Regions from separate parts of the Homo sapiens genome. Here region 2 is linked to region 1. The links are chromatin loops, found by intact Hi-C in ENCODE. Cell type or tissue: B cell. All regions are shown on one strand. Each heading gives the region's core, and the rest is flanking DNA. Links, peaks and the distances in the headings are about the cores only. Region 1 overlaps PRKCZ (protein kinase C zeta). Region 2 overlaps MORN1 (MORN repeat containing 1).

Region 1 (11,747 bases), core at 2,190-10,189:
AGACCCTGCGCCCCGGGCAACCATCTGCTTCCCGCCACAGTGGTGCCCAAAACCTTTTCCAAGTCGTCTTCTGTGACTTTAGTGTTATTCTTCAGTCACCTTTAAAAGCATAGCATGTTTTCAATCACATGTTCAGCTGGGAAATAGATCTGTGGTTAGAAACGGGAAGTTTGAGTTGCAGGCTTGCGATCCGGGCAGGTCCCTCAGATGGAGGGGCTGCACCTCCACTGCCCCCCCCACCGCCGCCCCTGCCCCACGGCCACCCCAGATCCTCAGACGCCCCTCCCTGTGCCTTCTCACCCTCTGGTCCTGGCTGGGCCCGTCCCGCCCCACGTCCCGCCTCCCACTGCCCTCAGCCTCTGGAACGGTGCCTGCATGGCTGGCACTATCCAGCGCAGAAGGAATGAAGGACTTCTGTTCAGACAGCTCTGCTGGGAGCGTTCTGGCCTGAAATGCAGTGGGAGCTCTGGTGCAGGTGTAGCCGAGGCTCAGGGGCTCCACACCAGGCAAATAGGCGAACGGCGTCTCCCGCGGCTCCCGGTGGCTTTTTAGGACTCTGCGTTCGTGTTCTCCATTGTCCCTGGCAGCCCCTGGCCAGGGTGGCCCAGTGCCCACTATAGAGGGTGCAGGTCAGTTTGTGGACCAATGGCCAACCAGGCTGAGTCAGGTGAGGTGGGGAGTCCCACCCCAAACCCCAAACTCCAGTGTCTGGGCCACGGGCAGCCCTGGGACACCTTAGCTCTGGACACGAATTTGCGGTCATTGCTGTTCTTGTGTCTCTATTTGCCTAGGACATGCTGGCAGCTAACTGGGTGCTGGGGAAGCCTGGAGAGGAAGCCAGGTGGCCCCAGGCTCCTGGAGCTCAGAATCTAGTGGAAATCGCTGCCCAGGGAAGAAGCTCCGGAGTCTAGAGGTGGCAGCACCCATTTTACCTGCACCCTCAGTGACAGCTGCACCCTGGCTTCTGGGGACCTCTGGGCCCAAGGGCACCTCACTGTCTCCTTGTCCTCCTGGTCACTGACCTGGGCCACCATAGAAGGCACCTGGCTATCTGCATGTGGCTTGACCACTGCCTTGCACCCATCCGGGCCCCGCAGGGCCGTCCTGTGGCACTGCTTTGGGCTGTGCTGGTCACCCTGTGTAGCGGGGCCATGTCCAGTGAACAGGAGAGGCCTCAAGTGCCCCCTGACCTGCTGCCAGGGACTCGGCCCCTCCCTCACCGCCACCGCACCCAAGGGCTGTCGCCTGTCCCAGCCTGCTGCTCCGAGTTTAGTGTTTTAAAACGTGTTTTCTACGTCTTGTCAGAGTGCTCAAGGCGCGAGATTGCCATGGAAACTGAGCTCCTTAGAATTCCTGTGGCCGTCCTAATTATAGAATCTCAAAGACACGCACAGAGCTCCTTGAGGTTGTCGGAGTTAAGGCTGAAAGAGGAGGAGCGGCCCCTGTGATCCCCACAATTTTGTTCCCTGCTTGCTTCAGCAGAGCCTGGCACCCAGGGAGGTGGCAGGATGGGTCCCCAATGGGCACGTGACATCGAGCCAGCTCTGACTCCAAAGCCTGACCCGTGTGGCTGCACCGTCCACTGTGCGCTGTCCACTGCAGGAGACCCCAGGCTGTGTCCACACGTACCCCCGGAAGGACCTCCTGCTAACCTGGGCTTGACTTTGAGACCCTGTTCCACAGAGGTAGCCGGGGGACTCGCGGTGCCAGGCCCACAGCCTCCTCGCCGGTAGTATCTGGGGGCCAGGGGCCGTTTCCAGAGCACACTCCCCAGAAGGGCTCCCTTCTCCTTTTCACAGCGCTGTCTGTCGCTTAGGTCAGAAATAGGCCCATCGCTTTCCAAGCAGAAACCCAAACACTGAAAATTCGACTGTGACTTTTGAGGGGTGGGGACCGCCAGGTCCCCCCAACATCCCTGCCTGCGGGCCCAGAAAGGCAGAGTGGCTGCCGGCCCGCGTGTCCAGGCCCCTTACACTGAGGGAACCTTCTAGTCAATTGCCTGAAGTTCGAAGGTTTGGGGGGTTTTTGTGGTTGCTTCCGTTTGTTTTGGCAGTTGCAGAATCCCCCGAAAAGGTGGGAATGTGGATTTTTCAAGGCAGGTGCTCCTTTGATTCAGAAGCTAAGGAGGCCCTAAGTGCAGTCTCACCTTGAGAAAAATATCAGGCCAGTCCTAACGGAGGGGCGTCCTGCAGACACCCAGCCTGCACTCAGAACTGTCACGGTCAGAAAGCACGGTCAGAAAGTCTGAGAAAGTCACGGTGCAGCAGGGCCCGAGAGGCAAGACGGTGACACGTGGGCTCCTGGAAGAGGCAGGATGGTGACACGTGGGCTCCAGGACAGGACCCTGGGGCGGACGCAGACAGTGGGTGAAAACCAAGGAAAGGTCTGAATATCGCTTAAGGTAGCCATGGATCCTGTCTCATTAATTGTAACAGTGTAGCAGGCGGGTGGAAGATGAGAGCTGTGGGGAGCCAGGCAGGGGGGGTCTCTGGGAACTCTCCAATTTAAAGCTGTTCTTAAAAATAGTCTATTAAAAAAGACAGTTGAGGGCGGCCCTGCCTACAGCTGGAGTTGAGGTTCTAGCACCAGGCTTCCTCTCAGCCTCCATAGGCGAGTAGGGACCAGGCAGGGCCTTGGCCACAGGGAGGCTTCTGGTTACCAGGTTCTCCACAGCCTTTGCAGTTTCCCTGTGAATCTGAAATTACCCCCAAATAAAAAGGATGGGTTTTTTTGTTTGTTTGTTTTGTTTTGTTTTTGAGACAGGGTCTGGCTTTGTTGCCCAGGCTGGAATACAGTGGTGTGATCTCTGCTCAGTGCAGCCTCCACCTGCCAGGCTCAGGTGATCCTCCCACCTCAGCCTCCCGAGTAGCTGGGACTATAGGTGCACGCCACCACACTCGGCTCATTTTTTATATTTTTTTTATAGAGACGGGGTCTCACCATATTGCCTAGGCTGGATTCAAATTCCTGGGCTCAAGTGATCCACCTGCCTCGACCTACCGAGGTAGTGGGGTTACAAGCATGAGCCGCCACGCCTGGCCAAAAGGTGTATTTGTTAAGTACAGGCTGCCCTGCTGTCCGTTATCCCTTATAACTCACCTGGTCCCTGCTTTCCAGCTGGGGACTGGCATGGACCCCATGGGGCTTCCCCCATTTCACTGAGGCAAGACCCAGATGCTGGGGGTATTGGGTGTCCTGCCCAACCAGGGTCCCCAGGGCCAGGGGCTCCTGGCGTGCCTTCCCGTGGGACTCCGCATGGGGGGCTGGGAGGGCGAGGAAAATGGGAAACATGATGCCTGCCCAAAACTCCCACCTCGGAGACCCTGTGCCAGGGTTTTCCAGAGAGACCAAACCAATAGGGTGTGTGTATAGAAAGATCTATTGTAAGGAACTGGCTTGTTCATAGAGACTTATGAAGCCCAAAATCTACAGGGGGCCCAGCAGGCTGGAGACCTAGGAGGAGCCACAGCCGCAGCACTGCTGCTTAGGGAGCTCAGCCTTTGCTCTGTGGAGGCCTTTTTCTGCTTGGGTGAGGCCCACCTGCATTGTGGTGGGCAGTCTGCTTCCCCCAAAGTCAGCTGATTTAAATGTTTATCTCATCCATACTCACCCTCATGGAAACATCCAGGATAACATTTGACCAGCCGTCTGGGCACCATGGCCCAGCCGCGTGGACACATACAGTGAACCATTGCAGGCCCTTCCTTGGCACTTGGCATCCACGCATATCCCCTTAAGCCACACTCAGTCTCCACACAGCAGTACTCCCGCCTGACACACTCGGTCTCCACACACAGCAGTACTCCCGCCTGACACAGTTCGACCCTCCCGCAAGCAGTGCCAGCACACTTGGCCTTCCCAGAAGAGGGCCACCATCATGGGCTCGGACCTTCCAGCTGGACTGCAGTGGGGTGGGGCGTGGCCTCGCCTCTGTGGTCTTTGGGTCACTTGAATCCCCGCCTCTCACTCATTTTCCTTTGGTATTTGCAAATTTGTCCCCGTGGCGCCTGGAGCTGACTGCCGGGTGCCACATGTGTCCTGCCTCAAGCCAAGCTCCAGGCGGCACCCGTGAGCAGGCAGGGATGCCAGTGGTTTCTCACCTGGGAGTTTCTTTGCAGGCTCAGAGCTCTTTGTTCCTTTTTAAAAATCTGATTTGAAGGCCGGGCACAGTGGCTCACACCTGTAATCTCAGCACTTTGGGAGGCCGAAGTGGGCATATCGCCTGAGGTCAGGCGTTGGAGACCAGCCTGGGCAACACAGGTTGGGGCAACTCCCTTCCCTAATAAAAGTTCAAAACCAACCCTTAAAGTTTAAAAAGTGAGATGGGATATTTGAAGGAGGCAGGTCTGAGGGAAATGCTTGAAATTATCCTCTCTGTCCCTGTGCTGCCAGGTCATTTAGTTCCATTGTTATTCAACATACCATTTGACACATGCTAGGAGCGCAGGACTCGGCAATATAAAGCGTGGTAATCGATGGACACTGCCCCCGGCAGCCAGCCAGGGGCAGGACTTAAGCCCCACCCAACTGCAGGCTGTCCCCCGCCGCTGCTAGCCTGAAGTTGGATTGGTTACTGCTGCGGCCTGAAATTGGATTGGTTATTTGCTTACTGGAACATTTTTGTCACATGACTGTGTATTCTAAAACAAGATGTTGTTTTTGTTTTTGAGAGAGTCTCGCTCTGTCGCCCAGGCTGGAGTGCAGTGGCGCGATCGCGGCTCACTGCAAGCTCCACCTCCCGGGTTCACGCCATTCTCCTGCCTCAGCCTCCCAAGTAGTTGGGACTACAGGCGCCCACCACCACACCCGACTAATTTTTTGTATTTTTAGTAGAGACGGGGTTTCACCGTGTTAGCCAGGATGGTCTCGATCTCCTGACCTTGTGATCTGCCCGCCTCGGCCTCCCAAAGTGCTGGGATTACAGGCGGGAGCCACCGTGCCTAGTATTGGGTTTGTTTGTTTGTTTTTTGACTTACTTGTTTGGTTCTATAGCAATGGCACCATGTTTCTGTCACCCTAGGGTTTGATTTTTGGTGTTTCTAAGACACCTCTGGGCCACTGCACATGGCTGAGGTGGGCTTCGCACTGGCTCTGTCTTCCGTTGGACGCCCACACATCGGTTTATTTATGCATTCTCTTGTCCACAGACCTTGAGGTCATCAGACATCTTGAATGCTCCCGAGCCCAGGAGCGAGCGTTTCTGAGCTTTGACGGAGCAGCAGTGGGGCTGCCGGGCCCTAGGGGGAGCAAATGGTCCTCGTTTCTGAGCTGCGAGGCTCTCCCAGAGAATAAGCCATTTCTCCGGGGCACTCCTGGGCCTCGAAGGTGTTTGGGGCTGCGGGGGATTGATTTGTGCCGACCCCGCAGTGTAGGAGACGCCTGGGCGGCCTTGCGGGTTGCTTCGATGGTTCTCGGGGCTGAGATGCTTGTGTCTCTCTCGGGCGAGACGCCTGCTCTGGGCTTCTGTTCCTATTTTGACTGCTTTTTCCTCATGGATTTTTCAGTCCAGCATCCCTAGCCACGGGCCCTTTGTCTCTCATGTGTGCAGGTGACTCACGGTGACTAAAATCTTCTGTAATTCCTTCTAAAATGTTTTGCCGCTTTGCTGTCCACGTTTCCACCCTTAGTCTCTGAGGGGCCTAGTGTGTGTATGGTGGGAAGCGGGGTCAGCCCCCGCCTGGACCGCTGTGACAGAACCCCACAGACAGGGTGACTTACACACGACAGAAACGTCTTTTCTCAAGTTCTGGAGGCGTGGGGACCCCATCTCCAAATACAGCCACATTGGGGGTTAGGGCTCCCCACGTGAATTTAGGGGACACTTCAGTTCGTCCCGGCGGGGACTGGGGACGCCGGGCTGTGTGCTGTGTCCTGTGGGAGAGTTTGTTCACCCTGCTGGAGGCTCCCTGATGAGCCCTGGCGTCTGCTAGGACGTCATTCTCTTTACTGATTGAACTCGAAGGATGTCCAGTTGGCGCATTTTCAGGGTTTCCCAGGCGCACTGGGGGTGGGTCCTGTGTGTCCCCGCTCCAGCCAGCTTCGACCCCCAGCTGTGCGTCAGTCCCTCAGCTCCGCCCCCCAGCTGCGCGGCCGTCCCTCGGCTCCGCCCCACAGCTGTGTGACCGCCCTGCGGCTCCGCCCGCAGCTGCACGTTCGTCCCTCGGCTCCGCCCCCAGTTGCTCGTCGGTTCCCTCGGCTCCGCCCCCTCGGCTGTGCGTCTGGCCCTCAGCTCCACCCCCAGCTGCGCGTCCGTTCCTCAGCTCAGTCCCCAAGCTGTGCGTCCTTCCCTCAGCTCTACCCCCAGCTGTGCGCCCGCCCCTTGGTTCCACCCCCCTCCCCAGCTGTGCGCCCGCCCCTTGGTTCCACCCCCCCCAGCTGTGCATCCGTCCCTTGGCTCCGCCCCGCACTGTGCGTCCATTTTTGACTCCGCCCCCGGCTGTGCGCTCATCCCTCGGCTCCGCCCCCGGCTGTGCGTCCGTCCCTCGGTTCCGCCCCCGGCTGCGCGTCTGTCCCTCGACTCGGCCCCTCAGCTGTGCGCCACTTTCTCTGTGGCCCACAGTACCTCCGTCTCCGCCGCTTCACACCCTTCTCTTTCTTTCTCTCTTCAGAGAGGGTTGTTGGGCAGGCAGAGCATCCCCCGAGGGGACAAGTCAGGCCTACGGACTCCTGGAGCCAGGACCTGCCGTAGGCTGGTTAGGGCAGGATGCGCCCTGTCTTCGTGGGTAGAGCCACATGAGGGGTCACCCGACCCCCTCAGGGCTGAGGGGCACAGGGGCCGAAAGTGTGGCCGCCCCTGGGGGTCTGCGCCTCTTGTGGAGCCCAGGCCTGGCGCCCAGGTGGGTGGAGTGTGGAGGGGGCACAGGCTGCACGACCCCAGCCTGGCCTCGGGCTTGCTGGGAGTCGCGTCTGTGGCCGGAGGGGCCTTTGGTGTCACCAGGCCTCTGTCAAACCCCAAGCCGCATCCTGGGAGGGCTGGGTGGGCTGAGCCGCCCGCTGCCGTGAGGCCTCTTTGACCTGCGCTCCTGGAGGACCCCTGACTTCTTGGTTTCGCTCTGAATCTTCCATTTAAAGGAAGAGGAGCAGGTTTTACCATCCGTGTGGCCTGATTTCAGCAGTTTCCAGTCAGGGCTAGTCATTTGCTTGTTTTAAAAACATTCCGTTACAATTTCCACTTCAGTATATTTGTGGCACTTTCATTTGGTTCATGAAAGTCGCTTTTATGATGGAATTTTATAAAAGCACAAAGCTTCCCATTGTACGTTCCGTTTCTGAAGATTCTGTTTACACACACATCCGTTTCAAAGAGTTTTGGAGGAGCAAAGTGGGACACGGTGTTGAGGAAGGACAAGACCAGCCGTCTGGTTACAGGCTTGGTGCCGCCTTTCTCATAAGAGGCACAGTCCGCATGGGCTGGACTGTCAAATGCATGTTATAAAGATGATGTTTTTGGTAACTTGCGAATGGAAACGGGTGCACGGTCGGTTTGGCTCTCCTGCCCTGAGATTTATTAGGTTAAAGGAAACTCGACTGGAGAGCCCGGGGCCTCGCGCCGCTTGCGTCTGGCGAGTTGTTGAAGTGAAGTCAGTGGCGCTCTGCACCTTAGCCTGGCCCAGGCTCCACTGTGGCGTCCACTCTTCCTCCTCTGACAGTCATGTGTAAATATTGAGGCCCGTTTGAACTATCCCTGTGCGGAAAAAAAGGCCTGTTTTTCACAGGGCTGCCTGGGGAGGAGGGGGGTGGAAAGGAAAACAGGCAGGGGACAGACGGACCCGGCCTGCGTTGGCCTGGGGTGACTTCACGGCTCCACTGTCAGCAAGCGGCCGTCCCGTGGTGGATCCTGTCCGCCCTGCGAGGACACCTGGCTCCATCCACACCTGGGCCTCTGTCTCCAGCCGCCGAGGCCGTGACACCATGAGGATCATGTGAGGAGGGGCAGAGAGAGGCCTCCGGGAGGCCGTCATTCCAGCCCTGCCTTCCCTGCCTGGGAGGACGCTGCGGCCGCCACCACCTGGACGGGAGTGGCCTGTCGCAGCTGCACCCTGCGTGGGCTCGTGGCTGCCACGCTGTTTCTTTACACCTTTCTCATATCCTTTCCAGAATCTATCTACCGCCGGGGAGCCAGAAGATGGAGGAAGCTGTACCGTGCCAACGGCCACCTCTTCCAAGCCAAGCGCTTTAACAGGGTGAGTGGCCCCCTTGGGACTAGTCCCTCAAGGGGCCTTTTGTTACTTTTAAAAGCAAAGAGAGAGGAGGGGAGGCACGTCCCGCTGAGCCCAGGCTGGGCTCTTTTTGGCGCCCGAGGGCAAGGTTACAGAAATGCTTTCTCTGGTGCAGGATGAGGCTTTGACTAGGGCTGTCTGAGGCGGGAAGTGCCCTCCGGGCCTTTCCCTGCGTGGTGGCTGCCCAGTGAATGCTGTCTGTGTCTGCCTGGCTGTGTGACTCTTATCAGGGCTCAGGGCTCACTGGCCTGAGGCCCCAGCCTGCCTGCATCCAGAGTGGGGCGGCCGCATTCCATCCGCATGTAGCGCCAGGGTGTGTGTTTTCAGCCGCACACAGTGTTGCCTAGTAGCTAAGAGTCTCCGTGAACCCTGGAAGCTCCTTCAGCCCCATCCCTGCTTGGGCCTCTGTCTTCCCAGCGGCCACCCACGGGGGCCCTTTCCAGAGGACACTTAGCTTATTTTCCTTGTTTCTCTTTATGATGCTTTTCTAGTTCCTATGAAATGGGTGATTCAGATGCTTTTGTAATTGTTCTGTTTCACAGTGGAAGGGGAGGTGTCTGGGTGTGCCTTGGTGGCCCTGGAGTTGGTCCCACACAGGGAGTGTCTTGGGGGTGCGTGGAAGTATACAGGGCCTGTCCCCACTGCGGGACTCCACACAGAGCCCCTGACAGCCCCTCACAGGAGCGGTGGCCCTGGGGCTACCTTTGCATTCCACACTCACCTGCCACGTGGCCTCACGTGTCAACCTCCGCTGGGTGTACGGCACCTCTGTCTCCTGGAGCGGCCTCAAGTCACCTGCCCCTCCTTCTACTCCCATGGTCTGCCCTCTAGACCATCAGGAAGTTCTGTTCATGTGAGCCACTCCTCCTGCCCCTGCGTGTGCTCGGTCCCTGTCATGTGGCAAGAGTGGGTCTGGACTCCCATTCCTCTTGGGGCTAACACAGGTGAGGATGCAGGACAAGCTCCTGAGTGACTGAAGAGGGGTGTGGTGGGAACTAGGCTCCAGGAGATGAGCAGGTCAGCACTAGGAAGACCTGGACATTGCCTGGAGAGCCCAGAGGACTTCCTGGAGGAGGAGGCATCTGATCATACTGCCTGGGAGGTCAGTGCAGAGGAGATGCCAGGAGCACCGAGGATGTGGCAGGCACGGGAGAGTCCAGCCAGTGTCTGGGAGGCCCTGAGGACGAGGTTGGGGACACCAGGAAATGGGGAGCCTAGGCGGCTGTGTGCTTAGGGCAGGTGGGTGTGGGTGAACAGGCAGTTTGGCTCAGGCTGGGACTCAGGAGAGTGTGGCTGGAGGTGGCCACATTGGGAATATCTGTGGAGTATGGTGCCAGGGAGTGTTGCAGCACAGAGATCCCGTCCGCACCCCAGCCCACCCTGGCCGCCTTTTCTGAGGACACACGTTGTGAGTCTTCTGGGGCTGCAGAACACAGCACCACTAACTGGCAGCTTAAACAATGGAAACTTGCTCTCCGGCAGTCTGGGGCTGGAAGTCCAAAACGAAGGTGTCTTTATGAGTCAGGGTTCTCCAGAGGGATGGTACCAATGGGATGCATGTACATGAAAGGGAGTTGATTAGGGAGAACTGGCCCTCGGGCGCACAAGACGAAGTCTTACGATAGGCCAGCTGCAGGCTGGGGAAGAAAGAAGCCAGCAGTGGCTCACTCCGAGTCCAAAAGCCTCAGAAGCAGGGAAGCCGACAGTGCAGCCTTCAGCCTCTGCCAGAGGCTCCAGAGCCCCCGGCAAACCACTAATAAGTCCCGGAGTCTAAAGGCCCAAGAACCTGGAATCTGATGTCCCAGGGTAGGACGAGTGGCAGGAAGCATCCAGCATGGGAGAAAGATGAAAGCCAGAAGACCCAGGAAAACTGCTTCTCCCACCTGCTTCCGCCTGCTTTGCCCCAGCCGCACTGGCAGCTGATTGGACGCCACCGCCCACCCACATTGAGGGTGGGTCTTGCCCTCCCAGTCCACTGACTCAAATACCAGTCTCAGGGCAGCGCCCTCATAGACACACCCAGATGCAATACTTCACCAGTTCTCTAGGCATCCTTCAACCCAGTCAAGTCGGCGCCTGGTGTGACCCATTACAGTGCCGCAGGGCTGCGCCCTCCTTCCCCCGCAGCCACTGGTAGCTGCGGGCAGCCTTGTTCCTGTGCTGGCAGAGGAACCACTCACCTCTGTTTCCGTCTCCACATGGCCTCCTCTGTATCTGTCTCTTCTGTCATTCTGCATGACGGATTAGCCCAGAGTGAACCCTACCCACCCAGTGACATGGGCCAGGGCTCCGGGCAGCACAGGGTGTGGCCTCTCACTGTGCAGCTTTGAGGAGAAAAGTCCATTCTGCCGATGGCAGGTGCAGACCATAAGTGACCCTCCCCCTCCCCACCACCACCAGTGAGCAAAAGCTTTTCCTTTCCTTCCTGCAGACACTGGAGGAAAGGGTGGCAGGTGGACCCACCACAGCCCCGCTCTGCTGTGGAGGTACAGCCCTTCTGGGCGTGTGAACGAGCCAGTTTCACAAACACAGAGGCCAAGGCGAGAGTGGCCCGAAAGCCTGCAACCTGACTGCTCAGGGAGGGCGGCTGCCCTGCAGTTCAGCCTGTCCGATTCCCGCCTAATTGTGCCCGGGCTCTGATCTCGCCACCTGCTCGTAACGTTCTCTGTCCGGACCTCAGAGCCGCTCCATGTAGTGCTCACTTCATGTTAATTGCAGGACCACTCAGATCACCTCTGCTGTCACTTAAAAGGGGCATTTCAGGAGGAAAGCACTTGGTTTTGTGTGAATCAGTAAGACTTAAAGGGGAACAAGCACCCAGGAGAAGAGAGACTTTTCCGTCCTCTTTGTTGGTGAAGCGAGGATGAAAGAGTGGGCATCCGTCGCTGGGGACTGGGCTCCCCGCCCAGCTCTTTCTGTGCACTTGAAAGCACTGCCCTTGGACTTTGAGAAGGAAGCGTTCAGTGGGGGAGCCAAAGGGAGAGAGCCAGCGAGGTTCTGAAGAAGGAGGTGAGGAGGGGCTGCCTCCTCCATGAAGGATGGTGCCGGGGGTGGCAGGGAAGCCCACTCAGTGGAACAGAACTGCTGGGTCAGAGCTGGCCCAGGGCTGAGCACTTCTTGCAGAGGAGGGAAGGGATCCTCCAGTAAATCCTGAGGAGGTGATTGGTTAATTATCAGCCCAGGAATGGGGGGTGAGGTGGGTAGGAATCCAGGCTGCTGGCTCCCATCACAGTAAACGGCAGGTGGATTGAGGTTAAAAAAAAATCACAGGGCCCGGCGCAGTGGCTCACGCCTGTAATCCCAGCACTTTGGGAGGCCGAGATGGGTGATCGCTTGAGGCCAGGAGTTCAAGATCCATCTGGCCAACATGGTGAAACCCATCTGTACTAAAAATACAAAAATTAGCCAGGCGTGGTGGCACGTGCCTGTAATCCCAGCTACTCAGGAGTCTGAGGCAGGAGAATCACTTGAACCCAGGAGGCGGGGGTTGCGGTGAGCTGAGATTGTGCCACTGGGCGACAGAGTGAG
Region 2 (11,747 bases), core at 2,630-10,629, 250 kb after region 1:
CAGTGGGCCATGCTGCCCAGTCCACTGAAGACGTCGCTGTGCCACTGTCCCTGCAGAGAGAAGGGTGAGGCTCAGGCTGGTGGCTCCCAAGGGGCTTTTGTGGGTCCCCGCATGGCACTGCAGCTTCCTGGTGCTACAGCAGGGCCCCAGGACCAAAGGCTGCTAGAAAACCACATCGTCTCGAGGGTCCTTGCAGCCTGTCCCTCGGTGGTGAGAAACTGTTTCATTAGAATGCAATCCAATTTGCTTTGCAAAATATACTCCCTTTGGAATTTTAACGATGCCAGGAGGTATGGGAACAACGGCACAGTATATAAAATGCAAACAAAACCTCGAAGGGGCACATTTCAGCAAAAAAAAAAAATCCTTTTAATACAAAGATATTGTGTTTGTGGCATGTATCATAAAGGAGGCCTGAACCCGCAAACTGGCCGACTGTGGCGTTGGGATTAAGGTGCCCTGCTTGTCCGTTACACTGTTCATTTATACATGAAGAGGCCAATTAAAAAACACAGTTTGAAAAAATGTGCCCGTGAGCTTGGGAGAAATGCCTGTTCGCTGTACACCCCAACTCTGCCTCCTTCATAACAAGCCTGGTTTCCAAGTCATACAACAAAGCCTGGGAAAATCATGTGAAATAGCAGGGTGATTATTTTCATGGAAAATTTAAATGGTATTTCATTTGACTCTGAATTACTTCTATTAGAAGAAAAATTAACCAAAGGCACGTTTTGCTTCTGTTCACTCTCTGGCAGGAGCCAAGTGGGCTCCTGCTTCCCTGCCCGGCCCTCCCTGGGTGCCTTTCCCAGGGGAACCCCGAGGCAGCGGTGGCAGGTCTGCAGGGCGCAGCGTGTGCCTTCTGGGGCTTCTCCACGGATCCTGGGCCCTGGGATGTGTGGGAAGAGACAGCGAGGGCCGAGGGCCAGGGCTGAGGAGTGTGGCAGATCAGGGACAAGTGGATGGCGCTGGAGCTCTCTCTGGCTGCAGGGAGACAGGGCCTCTGCAGACAGTCCTGAAGGCGACTGGATTGCCCCAAAGGCCAGGGAGAGCCACAGTACATGAAGGGCTGGGGCAGGGTGGGGGCAACTCACAGCTGCTGGCTGGGAGCACGGCTCACGCCTCCAGGCAGGGGGCTCCGATCCGAGACAACTGGCAGCCCGCGTGGGTGCCCGGAGGCAGCAAAAAGGCAGCTCTCAGCTTCAGGAGAGGCTGGGCAGCCAGCTCGGGGTGCCAGGTGGGCAGAGGCCCGGCTGCTGTCTGGACAGGGCCCTTGCTCCTGAGGCTCTTGTTCCTCCAGCTCCCAGACCCCAAGATCCCAGCCAGCACCCACCCGGCTGCATTCCTGCAGTGTTCCAAGCTGAGCGCACCACTGACGTCACCCCATCGGCCTAGACAGTTGCCCTGAAGATCAGAGTCCGGTTCACCGTGCCACCCTGGGCTCTGGGCAAGCACCATCCACACTGGCAACTACAGTGGATGGGGGCCCCAGAGCTGACCACATGTGGGGTCAGGTGAGAGTGGTTCTGGGCTTCAGCTACCAAGGACTGGCGCAGAGTCCATGGGCTGCCCTGACTGCTGCTGCACGGCATGCCTGGAGGCCATGCCATGCCCTGTTGGAGGCCGTGGGCACCCTTGCATCCACAGAGCACCTCCCCTCAGCCTTGCCCCCTCAGCTCTCTGTCCTATGACTCCAGACGTTCCCACCAAACTGGGTGAGAGTCCAACGCATTTGATTGGCATCTCTTGAGGGTCCCTTCCTGGGACCATTGTCCTCACTGTCTCTCATCTCATTCACGCTGGACGGGGAGAGGCGCGAGTCAGCGCACAGCTGAGGGCTCTTCAGGGCGTCCGGGGCCCCCGTCACCGTCAGTGATGAGAATGGCGATGTCTGGTCTCTGCCCCCTTCCACCTGCTCGGCCTCTGGAAGGTGCCCCGGGCTTTCAGGAGGAGGGAGGTGGAGCTGCGGGGCAGGGCTGACACCAGCTGCAATATGGCGTCCAGGGTGAGTACCCAGTGAGGCTGTGGCTGGGCAGGGGAAGCCAGACACACTCGAGTCATGAGAAATGCAGAGGTGCAGAGCCCGCCTTTGGGGTGAGTGGCTCCTCCCATGGTTGGTCTGGGGCTGCGGCTCACGTATGTGGCACGAGCCTGCCTGGCATCCCCCTCCCTGGGTGCGCAGCAATCAGGTCAGGGCTTGGCATCCTCGGTACCCACCGCTGGTGTCCGGGTGGGAGGGCTGAGCCAGGCAAGCTTTCATGCAGCACTTGGTCAGTCCAAGCACATTTGAGTGATCAATTCAACTGATCCAATAGCCCGGTCTTGTCTAATTCACGTTATCAATCACACCTTTGACAATTCGGCTGTTTCTGTTTCATGTACCCCAAGCAGGAACGAGCAAGAGCTTATTAAATAGGGTGCAGGGGAGGCTCCTGATCCTCCTGCTGACGGCACAGACTGGGACACTGAGAGTCCTGGAGCAGCTGCCTCCCACCCGGGCCTCAGGGAGCACCCAGGCACAGTCCAGGCCGATGCCCAGCGTGGAGAGTTACGTGCGGGGCCTCAGCCACACACAGGCTGGGACCGAGGAATGGGCATTTTGCCACCTGCTCACCCTCCTCCTCCCTGCTGGGCCACTGCCTGGCACCCAGGTGAGCACAGGTGTGCGGTACGGGACACGGGAAGGTGGTGGTGGTCACACGACCTTTGGGGAAGGGCCACTGGGGTCCAGGTCCACACCCAAAACACAGAGGCAAACAGCGGTTCCAAAGTCAGGAAGCAGTCGTGCAGGATGATGGTGACACACATACGTCCCCCTCGGTCACAAAGGCGACCCCAGGACCACAAGGGTGTCCTCTGTGAGGGGCCCTCCCTTCCCTGCCCAGCCGGGTGGCAGAGCACTCAGGAGGCCCCGGGCAGTGCTCGGCTCTCCCCAGCTCCCAGCACCACTCAGCCGAAGGCTCACACCTTCCCTGATAGTCGACAAGCTCGGACGGCTCGGCTGGTGCAGGGACTGCTCTGGCGCTGGCCCACTCCAAGCAGCCTGGGGCAGAAGAGGTTGTGAGTGCTCTTCTTTCTCCCAATGGGAAGCACTTCTGGTCCATTCATGCTGTTTTCTTTCCATGCTTTATTGGAAGCTATGCCCTCTGTTTTCAGGCCCTAGTCAGGCATCCACCCTCCCCTGGCACCATCAGGCACTTCCTGCCTCTGGCCCTCCTGGGGGGGTCCTGGGTCTGGTGCTCCTTGGGGTTCAACAGCCCTGGGAGGTGGGGGTGAAGAGCAGGGGCTCCAGCTTTCCCCAGTGTTGGCCTCGAGGGTGCTGTGGTCTGGAGAAAGTAACCCCCAACCATTGCCAAACCTTGGGCATCAAGAGACGGGGCCTTTGCTGAGGTTCACGGCCTGGTGCACCAGGTGGGGGCTCCGAGGACCAGCTGCCCAGCCCCCTCAGGCCACGTCATGAGTGAGGAGCCTGCCGGACCCTTCTGCCTGGGCCCTGCGACTGCTCAGGGGCTGGTGTGCCTTGGTGGCACGGGTGGGGCTAGCTCTGGTTTCTGAAGACCGGCCATTTGCATCACTTCATGGTAACAGTGAGGACCAGGGGTCCTGCATTTGACCTCGCTGGTCCCATCGCAAGTGCCTGGGCTTCAAGGTGTGAACTGTGAGGAGTTCCAGAGGGGACATGGGGCCTGCCCTAGTGTAACCCTAGTGCTTCCATGACGGCCCCAACAGCCGGCCCCCTCCTCTGCCCCAGGGTGGTGGGGGGTCCACATGAGGCAAGCCGGCCAGACTCCCCACAGGCCATGCGTGCTCAAACACCCCAAATTATCTACATGATTCTCAGTGTTACATGCACCCCAGGAGTCCCCCACTGGCCCAGGCTTCCTGGACTGTGACCCCTGGGTCCAAGGGCAGTAGGCCCAAACGTGGAGGCTATAGGCCCCGTGGAGGCCCCCGGTTGGGCATTCCCACACACGCCCAGCTGAGGAGAGGAGGCTCGGGGACTGCGGCAGGCAAAGCCGCCCAGAAGGAGCCACCTGCTCCGTGCAGTGAGCAGGTGCTCGGCACCCAGCGGCAACTCCGGGAAAGCTGGCGTGTGAGACAGCCAACACTCACGGCGCAGCTGATACAGCCAGGGATGCCCGGAGGGCCGCGCTGCTGCCAACATGGGTAGGAGACACTCTGATGTGCACACACACGTGTGGCCTCTACTCTGTCTGCTCCGTCTCCCACCGAGGATGTTCTGGAGGACGTGTGGGGCCTGCCCAAGCCCTCGGGTCCTGGGAGGTCGAGCAGTAAGCTGTAAACTAGGAGTGTGGGGGACGGAGATGGCTGAGGCGTCACAGGCTGGTGGGGGTGCTCGTGGCCCAGGACCTCTGTGGCTTCCGGGACCGGCCTGAGCCGCGTGGCTCCTGTCCCTGTGGAAGAGGAGCCTTCTCTGCTTTGGGATCCGCTGTTCTTATTTTCCGTCAGAAGAAGCTGTAACACGTTTATTTTCAGGAATGCATTTTTTTCTAGAATGCATTTTTAAAAAAAGGTTCTTCATAGAGCTTTGCATTAAGGAATACTGGCTGCAAGGCAGGAGACACGGTTTGCAGAAAACACACCTGCTGTCGAGAGGGAGAACAGGTCTCCCGGAGGGGCCTCACCAACCCTGAGCTCATGGTGCCTGGGTAGCAGCCGATGTCTCCTTGAGTTTCTCCTACTATAGATGGGTGGATCAGAGCTGATGTAGGAGGTGCCAAGGGCATGATCCGAGGTGGGCAGAGGTGAAGGCCAGGAGAGAGAGAAGAAAGGACTTACCACTTTCTAGTCTTTTCAGAACATAAAATGATCTCTAAAAATAAACGAACAGCCGGCGCTGGTTGGGGTGTGGCTGGAGGGGCAGGGCAGTTCTAAGAGGCAACTCAGTGTCCAAGAAGGTCCCAGCGCCTACCTCGTGGCCCTGATCGATGGTTTAAGCTCCCAGGGAAGAAGTCAAAAGGCCAAACTCCTGTGCACAAAGGCACTCCACAAAGCCTGGCAGCACCAAACATGGTGAGGGGCAGGTGCTCACGGGTGGGGGCAGCTGGTGGCCAGGACTGGGGGAGACTACAGCTGCCAAGAAGCGTCAAAGAGGGGGAGACCGGGTGCGCAGTGGTGGCCACGGCTGACAGTGGGTGGGCTTGCATCTCAATTGTGGTTATTGTTAAGAGGGCTAAACTCATTAGGGTAACCTTTTACAAAAATAACAGAAAATAACCAGTGTTGGTGAGGCTGGGGAGGAACTGGAACTGTGTGCACTGTGGGCAGGAAGGTAAAAGGGTGAGGCCGCTGTGGAGAACAGCATGGCGGTTCCTCAAAAATTAAAAACAGAATCACCATCCGATGCAGCAGTCTCACCTCTGGGGCTGTGGCCCACAGGGCCTTGAAGAGTTCTCTGTGCAGCCGTATTCACAGCAGCATCACCCACAGGACCCAGGAGGGGAAGCCTCCCCAGAGTCCACCCACAGATGGGCAGAGAAGCGTGTCTGTCCACACGGGGTGGTGGTGGTGGGGGGTGCGGGCCCGGCTCAGCCTTAGCAAGGAAGGAGGAGCTGGCACAGGCTCCAGCATGGAGGCTTCTGGGGACACCGCGCCGGGTGAAACAAGCCTGGCACGAAAGGACACCACTCACAGGAGGCCCTGAGATCAGCAGAGTCTACAAACACACAGTGGAACAGTGGCTGCCAGGGGTTGGAGCGTGGGGAGTTCGTGCTGGATGGGGACAGAGGTTCGGGTGGGAAGCTGACAAAGTTCTGGAGGTGGATGTGGTTGTGGCTACACGAAATGTGCCCGTGCCTCCTGCCACGCCACTGCACGCTTAAAAGTGGTCACGGCCCAGCGCAGCGGCTCACGCCTGAAATCCCAGCCCTTTGGGGGCCAAGGCAGAAGCACTTGGGGCCCAGGAATTGGAGATTAGCCTGGGCAACACAGTGAGACCTCGCCTCTTCAAAACAAAAAGTAGTTAAGATGCTAAGTTTTACGTTACATGGATTTTACCATGACAAAATGGTTAGTGTTTTGGTTTTTTATTTTTTTGAGACAGGGTCTTGCTCTGTCACCCAGGCTGGAGTGCAGTGGGCGTGATCTCAGCTCACTACAACCTCTGCCTCCCAGGTTCAAGCGATCCTCCCTCCTCAGCCTCCTGAGGAGCTGGGGCCACAGGTGTGTACCACCATGCTTAGCTAATTTTGTATTGTTTAAAACTTCTTTTGTAGAGACAGGGTCTCCCTGTGTTGCCCAGGCTGGTCTTGAACTCCTGGGCTCAAGCAGTCCTCCCACCTCGGCCTCCCAAAGTGCTGAGAGTACAGGTGTGAGCCACTGTGCCTGGTCGACAAAATGTTTTTTAAAGCGGGCTAAATATTTGACTAATGACACCACAAGCAACGGCTGTCCCCTCACTCTGGACAGCTCTCGGGATGTGCGGCCTGACCCCCGTCTCTGGCGGCTGCTGCCTCTCCGGGTCGATGCCGTTTTCTCTCCAGGTTGAAGGTGGAGGAGAGGCACTGTGACCGGAGGGCCCAGCGCTAAGATGCAGAGCAGAGAACTGAGCAGCTGAGCCAAGAGAGCCTCGCTTCTCCTCATTATCCAGAGTCCAAGGGACAGACCTGGTAATGTCTTCTTGCACAAACAGCCATGTGAAAACCTCCTGCCTCTGAAGCGTGGTCTGGCAGCCACGGCTGTGCTGCGTGGGAGGCGGCCCCGGCCCAGTCCTGACCTGAGGGGATGGGAGCCCAGCCTGTCCTTTTGGCCTCGGGCGCCCTTCTCAGCGTCTACATCGGTCTGGGCAGGAGGAATGCCTGGAGAAGGCGCTGGAGGAGCAGGCAGCTCACTGGCCATGGTCTGCCCGTGCCTGCAGGTGTCAGCAGCGTGGACGAGGCCAGGGGACTGCTGCCACCAGTGACACTGCCCAGAGCACCCCGTGGGGCAGCAAGCACCAGCACACAGCAGTGTCCCCAGGGAGCTCAAGCCACGGGCCTGCCTGGGGAGGGTGTGCGGGCCTCGGTTGGCAGGCGGTCCCAGGGCCTGCCCAGGTCTCCCAGTCCTCTGGGCCTGGACGGCAGAGGAGTGGGGAGGTCATGTTATAACCCCAGGGAATGTAGGTCACGCGAAGGGTTTGGCACCAAGACTCTCGCAGAAATCCTCTGCAAAACCCTCTGCAGAATTCAAGGTTTTACCACCAAGGGGAGAAACCATCCCAAGCAGAAAGGCCTGGGGGGCCGCTTGGGGGCCCGGCTCTCAGGAGTACCCAGCCAGCCCTTGGGCCCAGTGGCCATCCCAGGCCATCCTCCCCCGTCCAAACTCATGGCTTGGGAATAAGCTCTGGGCTCCCGGGGAGGAGCTGCCTCCCTCCAGCAAGGCCCGGGCCAGTGTGGTGCCGGGACAGGGCTGGGCTGCCCCCTGGTGGATGCGCTGAGCACCCTGGTGCTGTCAGCCCAGGAGGGAGGGCGCCGTCCCTTGCCTGGTCCTCTCTCTTGGCCCAGGGCGCTGGTGACCAGCAAGCAGTGTGGACCCGAGTTGGCGCCTGGGTAGTAGCCAGGGGACCTGTGGGACAGAACAGCCTCTGGGGACAGGGCTAGGCTGGGAGTGGGGGTGGGGAGGACAAAGCTGTCCATGGTCCTCTGGAAGAACAGGAGCTGCTTCTCGCCCGGCCCAGGCCGGAGGGGATGGCCCTGTCTGGCAGCAGGCGGCACCTCTGTGTCCCTGGGCCATGAGACAGGCCCTGACCAGGTCCTCCTGAATCTCAGGGAACATGAGGATTGGGTGAGTGGCTGGGGGCCCCCAGGGCTGTGTTGCCCTGGTGAGGGAGCCTGCCATCCTAGCACCTCAGCTTCCTCACCTATGCCCTGCTCGGACTGGTGGGGATCATGAGCCAATGCACCGAAAGGCTGACAGCAGCGCCTGGCACCCAGGAAGTGAAACCACACACCCGAGCCCAAGCTCCAGAGCTGTGCACCAGCGCCGGCCCCAGCTTTGCCCTAGCCCTGCAAGGCGAGGGAATCGTCATGGTGGCAGTGGGGTGGGGGCCCGGGTGTGCTCGGGTGGGAAGGGGCGGGCAGAAGAGAATTCTGCCCAGGGACTCCCTTAGGCGCACTCTCCCACTGCCACTCTGGACAGTGAAGACAAGGGAGCAGTGGCTGCCCCAGCACGTGGTGAAGTCTGGTCCTGTAGGATGGACACAAGTCCCCAGGGGAGAAGAGGCTACAGCATCTCCTGCATATGGCTCAGGTGAGAACCCGCAGCACCAGCCCAGGCCAGCAGGGGCAGCAACGACGCTGACATGGGCTCCCGTGGTCCAGCAAGGACACTGCCAATGGTCAACTGCCCTGAGCAGGGCTGGCAGACCCCGGAGTGGGTATGGGTGGCACTTTTACCCAAGCAGGATGCTGTTTCAAGAGCAGGGAGGGTGGACATGCATGCGGAGGGGAGCCACACTGCACCTCCCGCCTGACCACCCCTCCAGGGGCCCCACATCTGACCACCTCTGAGGCCCTGCTGCGGGCAGCTGTGCCAGCCAGGATGAGTCTCCCATCCCCACCCCCAACTCCTCCATCCCCATGTGGCCCCATGCCAACTGCCAACCCATCACCTCTCAGTTCCCAGCACCCCCCTTCCTTGCCCACTTTTGCCTGACGGGAACTGGACCCTGTCAACGTTTCTCCTTTGCCAACAAGTGCAATGCCAGGCTTTGTCAACAGAGAACAAGGCGGGACTGTGGGAGGTAGTGTTTCTACTTTAACTCCTATGGCCAGGGCCAGTGGCCTGTGGAACACCCCAGAGTCTGGTCTCTGGCAAGCGTCTCCTGCACCTCAGGGGGAGTTTCCTGAGAAGTAGCTTTGGCCCCTGGCACCCTAGAAAACCTCTCTACCACCTGGGCTGGCAGCCACACCCTCTCTGTGGAGGTCTGAGTCTCAGGAGGGTGCTGGGTTCCTCCTAGTTCCAGGGACCATTCTCTCCAACCACTGCTCCAACTTTCATAGGAGAATCTTGGCAAGGAAGGGAATTCAACTGACATTGTAATTCTGCGACCCACACAATTAAATGTTGCGTTTCTCATCAAAGCAGCCCCGAGGCTCTAAGGAACGAGGGACTCCTCTCCACGGCCACAGCAGTCCTGATTCTCAGGCTGTGACCTGCGCTGCGTTTAGAGACCTGCACGCGTGGTTCCTATCTGTTAGTGCTGCTGGACGCTCAGGGGGCCCCTCACAGCCCTTGCAGTCATGGTCATCTTCGTGGCTGCGACAGCCTCACACAGCAGCACCTGGGTTTCTGAGGCTCTCAATTCCGCTAGTGCCTCACGCCCAGCATGGGGGATGGCTTGGTTAACCGTGAAGCACCCCCACACTGTGGACCAGCAGCCTCCCCTTCCCACCAGCCAGGAGCTCAGGCCTGCAGCCCAGCCCAAGCAGCAACCACACCACTCCCAGACTCCACCGCAGAGGGTCTGTCTCCGGGCCCCCTCCTGACACTGAGACGTTGCTCTTCCTTCTCCTGCCCTTTTTGGTAGCTAGCTGCCTCGTCCTTGTTGGTGACTCTTTCATTACGTTTTTCCCATTGGAGTGATGGGTGTGGTTTCTGTCTCCTGAGTCGTCCTTGTTAGTGATTTTTTCATTACATTTTTCCCCATTGGAGTGATCGGTGTTGCTTCTGCCTCCTGACTGTGTCCTGAACCAGGCCCCACTGTCCATCCAATGCTCAGACCGAAAGCTCAGGCACCAACCTTGACTCTTCTCTTGCCTTTGCCCGCACATCCAACCTGTCAACAAGTCTGGTGTCCTCTCCTCCAAACATCCTGAAATTTGCTCTCTGCACTCACGGGGCCGCTGCCCCATTCGCCCGAGAACAATCCTAGTCCCTGCCTTGTAGGGCCTGTCACAGACCAGAATGTACCACCCCCAAATCTGCCTCTTTGGCATCAGCACTATTTTGAGCAGATTATTTTGAGAAACTGCAGACACAGGAGAAGCTCCCTTTTGTAAGAAAAAATTTGCATCCGTAAAGGAAGTTCCACGGTAAGGGCATCTCCTCTCCGTACCAGGAAGAGAAAGGCCCCAGATCGCCGAGGCGCAGAGGCTCCCATCGGTGGAGAAGGCCCCGCCTCAGCTGCGCCACCAGTCTTATCCCCGTGACTGGCCCCCAGCACCCTTCTTCCTTTGGTTTGGCTGAAGATGGGATTTAAGTCAAAAGTGAGAGCCGCCTGTGAGCTTCCCTGCCTCTCCGCGTACCTCCTGAGTATACACAAGGCACACATATGAATACACTCCTGTTTTTCTCTTTTCCCAACAGGGAACTGTGAGGGGAGAGAGAAACTTATCTTCCCACACGGGATCAGGGAATCGCAGGGCCTGGCACATGGAGAAGCTGCCAGGGTGAGGCTCCCCATACACCCCACGCGCCCTGCCCACCACGAGGCCTGTACCCTCTGGGCAGCAGGTGCCGCGCGCCCCCGGGTACCTTGTAGGTGGAGCCGTCGGCGCAGCGCAGCACCCCGTGTCCCTGACGCCGGTCCCGGACCCAGTCGCCGTCGTACTTGTCACCGTTCCTGGGGGACACACGCACGGAGTCCACTCTCAACAGGGGGAGCCGGGTGGTGGCAGTGACTCAGACCGGCTCCTCCCACCGGGCTCCGCAGGCACTGCGGGACCGAGGCAAAAATAGGCCCGAGCAGATGGCCCCAAGAGCTCCTGCCTCGCCAGGGCCAGCTGGGGGCCGACGACAGGCGGTGGGGACACGTCCGCCCACCCCCACCCTAGATGGTAGGCCTGCTCGGGACGCACTCAGCTTCCGCTACTCAAAATGGGAAATGACCCAGGAGAGGCAACGGGAGGGGGCTGCAGTCTCCACAGCCAGTGAGGCTGAGACTCCGCCGTGGGAATTTCCACACGGGCTGAAGATGCCTAGCACTTGGGAGGCGGAGGCGGGAGGCTCTGCTGGCCGGAGAGCACCCCCATCCTCATTTAGACCTGGAGACGCTCCTGTGGTGCCACTTTGCCGCCAGCCTGACGTTCTCAGGAGGTATTTTAATCGGGGGGGGGGGGGATGTTTTATCTAAACACACAATTGGTCAATTTCAATAAACAAGGGGAAAATTACAGAATAACACCGAAACCACAGAATGTGGTTCAACAACTTGGCACTGGGGGGGTGGCGGGTAGACAGCAGGGGCCGGAACAGGCCCGGGGTGTCCCATGGCAGTCCTGTCTACACCCCCAGGCCACATGGCCTCACACCTGCCCTGTGTATCTGTCATGCGCCAGGCAGTACCCACAAGACTCATACTCACTGAAAGAGCATCTGCCCAGGGCCGTGCCTCTTGTTGTCATGGAAGGAGCCCTGGTACACTTGTCCATCCCGGTCCACCAGAAACCCGTGTCCTGGAGAAGGGACCGAGAGACAGACTTGGCTTTGTGCCTCCTCCTGCATCTGAGAAGGGATCTGCCCTCCGCTCCTTGGAGGGCGGGCAGGAGCAAAGTAGCAAGTCTAGGAGGCATGGGGCTCAGGGCCCCCCAGGAACATGACAGACCCTCCAGACCTGGCTACACAGAGGCCTCAGCACGGCTCGGTGAGGCTCTGAACGGGAAGGGCAGATGTGCTTTGGGACAGGTCGGTGAGCTGACAGGGCAGCAAAAATGGCCCTGGGGTCCAGTTCTGAAAGGTGCGGTTGAGGGGCCCTGCGGACTGCCATCTGAGGCTGCACAGGCTCTGCGTGCTGCTGGGGTGAGGATGGGTGC

Evidence for each region. A loop is a pair of places that touch in the nucleus more often than their neighbours do. Peaks named below come from ENCODE experiments on the same cell type or tissue, not always from the same donor. Only the 100,000 strongest peaks of a DNase experiment are listed, where the experiment ranks them.
Region 2: it touches region 1 in a loop (7-fold over the local background); 20 of 110 quality-filtered maps call a loop at or near these places.

The regions. Positions count from the first base shown.
Region 1 is chr1:2,127,165-2,138,911 of GRCh38, forward strand. It overlaps PRKCZ (protein kinase C zeta), which reads left to right. Exons shown (of 18, transcript NM_002744.6): 5 at 8,098-8,183. Among named protein-coding and RNA genes, the nearest start is that of PRKCZ-AS1, 51 kb to the right of the region's middle. RefSeq lists enhancers at 3,100-4,049, 4,050-4,999, 5,950-6,899, 9,750-10,698 and a silencer at 5,824-6,453. In B cell, for the core only: a CTCF peak has its summit at 5,434; DNase peaks (open chromatin) are centred at 5,269 and 6,197; H3K4me3 peaks cover 1,366 bases; H3K27ac peaks cover 1,531 bases.
Region 2 is chr1:2,374,508-2,386,254 of GRCh38, forward strand. It overlaps MORN1 (MORN repeat containing 1), which reads right to left. Exons shown (of 14, transcript NM_024848.3): 5 at 11,300-11,390; 6 at 10,471-10,558; 7 at 1-50. Among named protein-coding and RNA genes, the nearest start is that of MORN1, 11 kb to the right of the region's middle. RefSeq lists a silencer at 728-922. In B cell, for the core only: CTCF peaks have their summits at 7,420 (motif pointing left) and 8,360; DNase peaks (open chromatin) are centred at 6,904, 7,414 and 8,294; H3K27ac peaks cover 1,209 bases.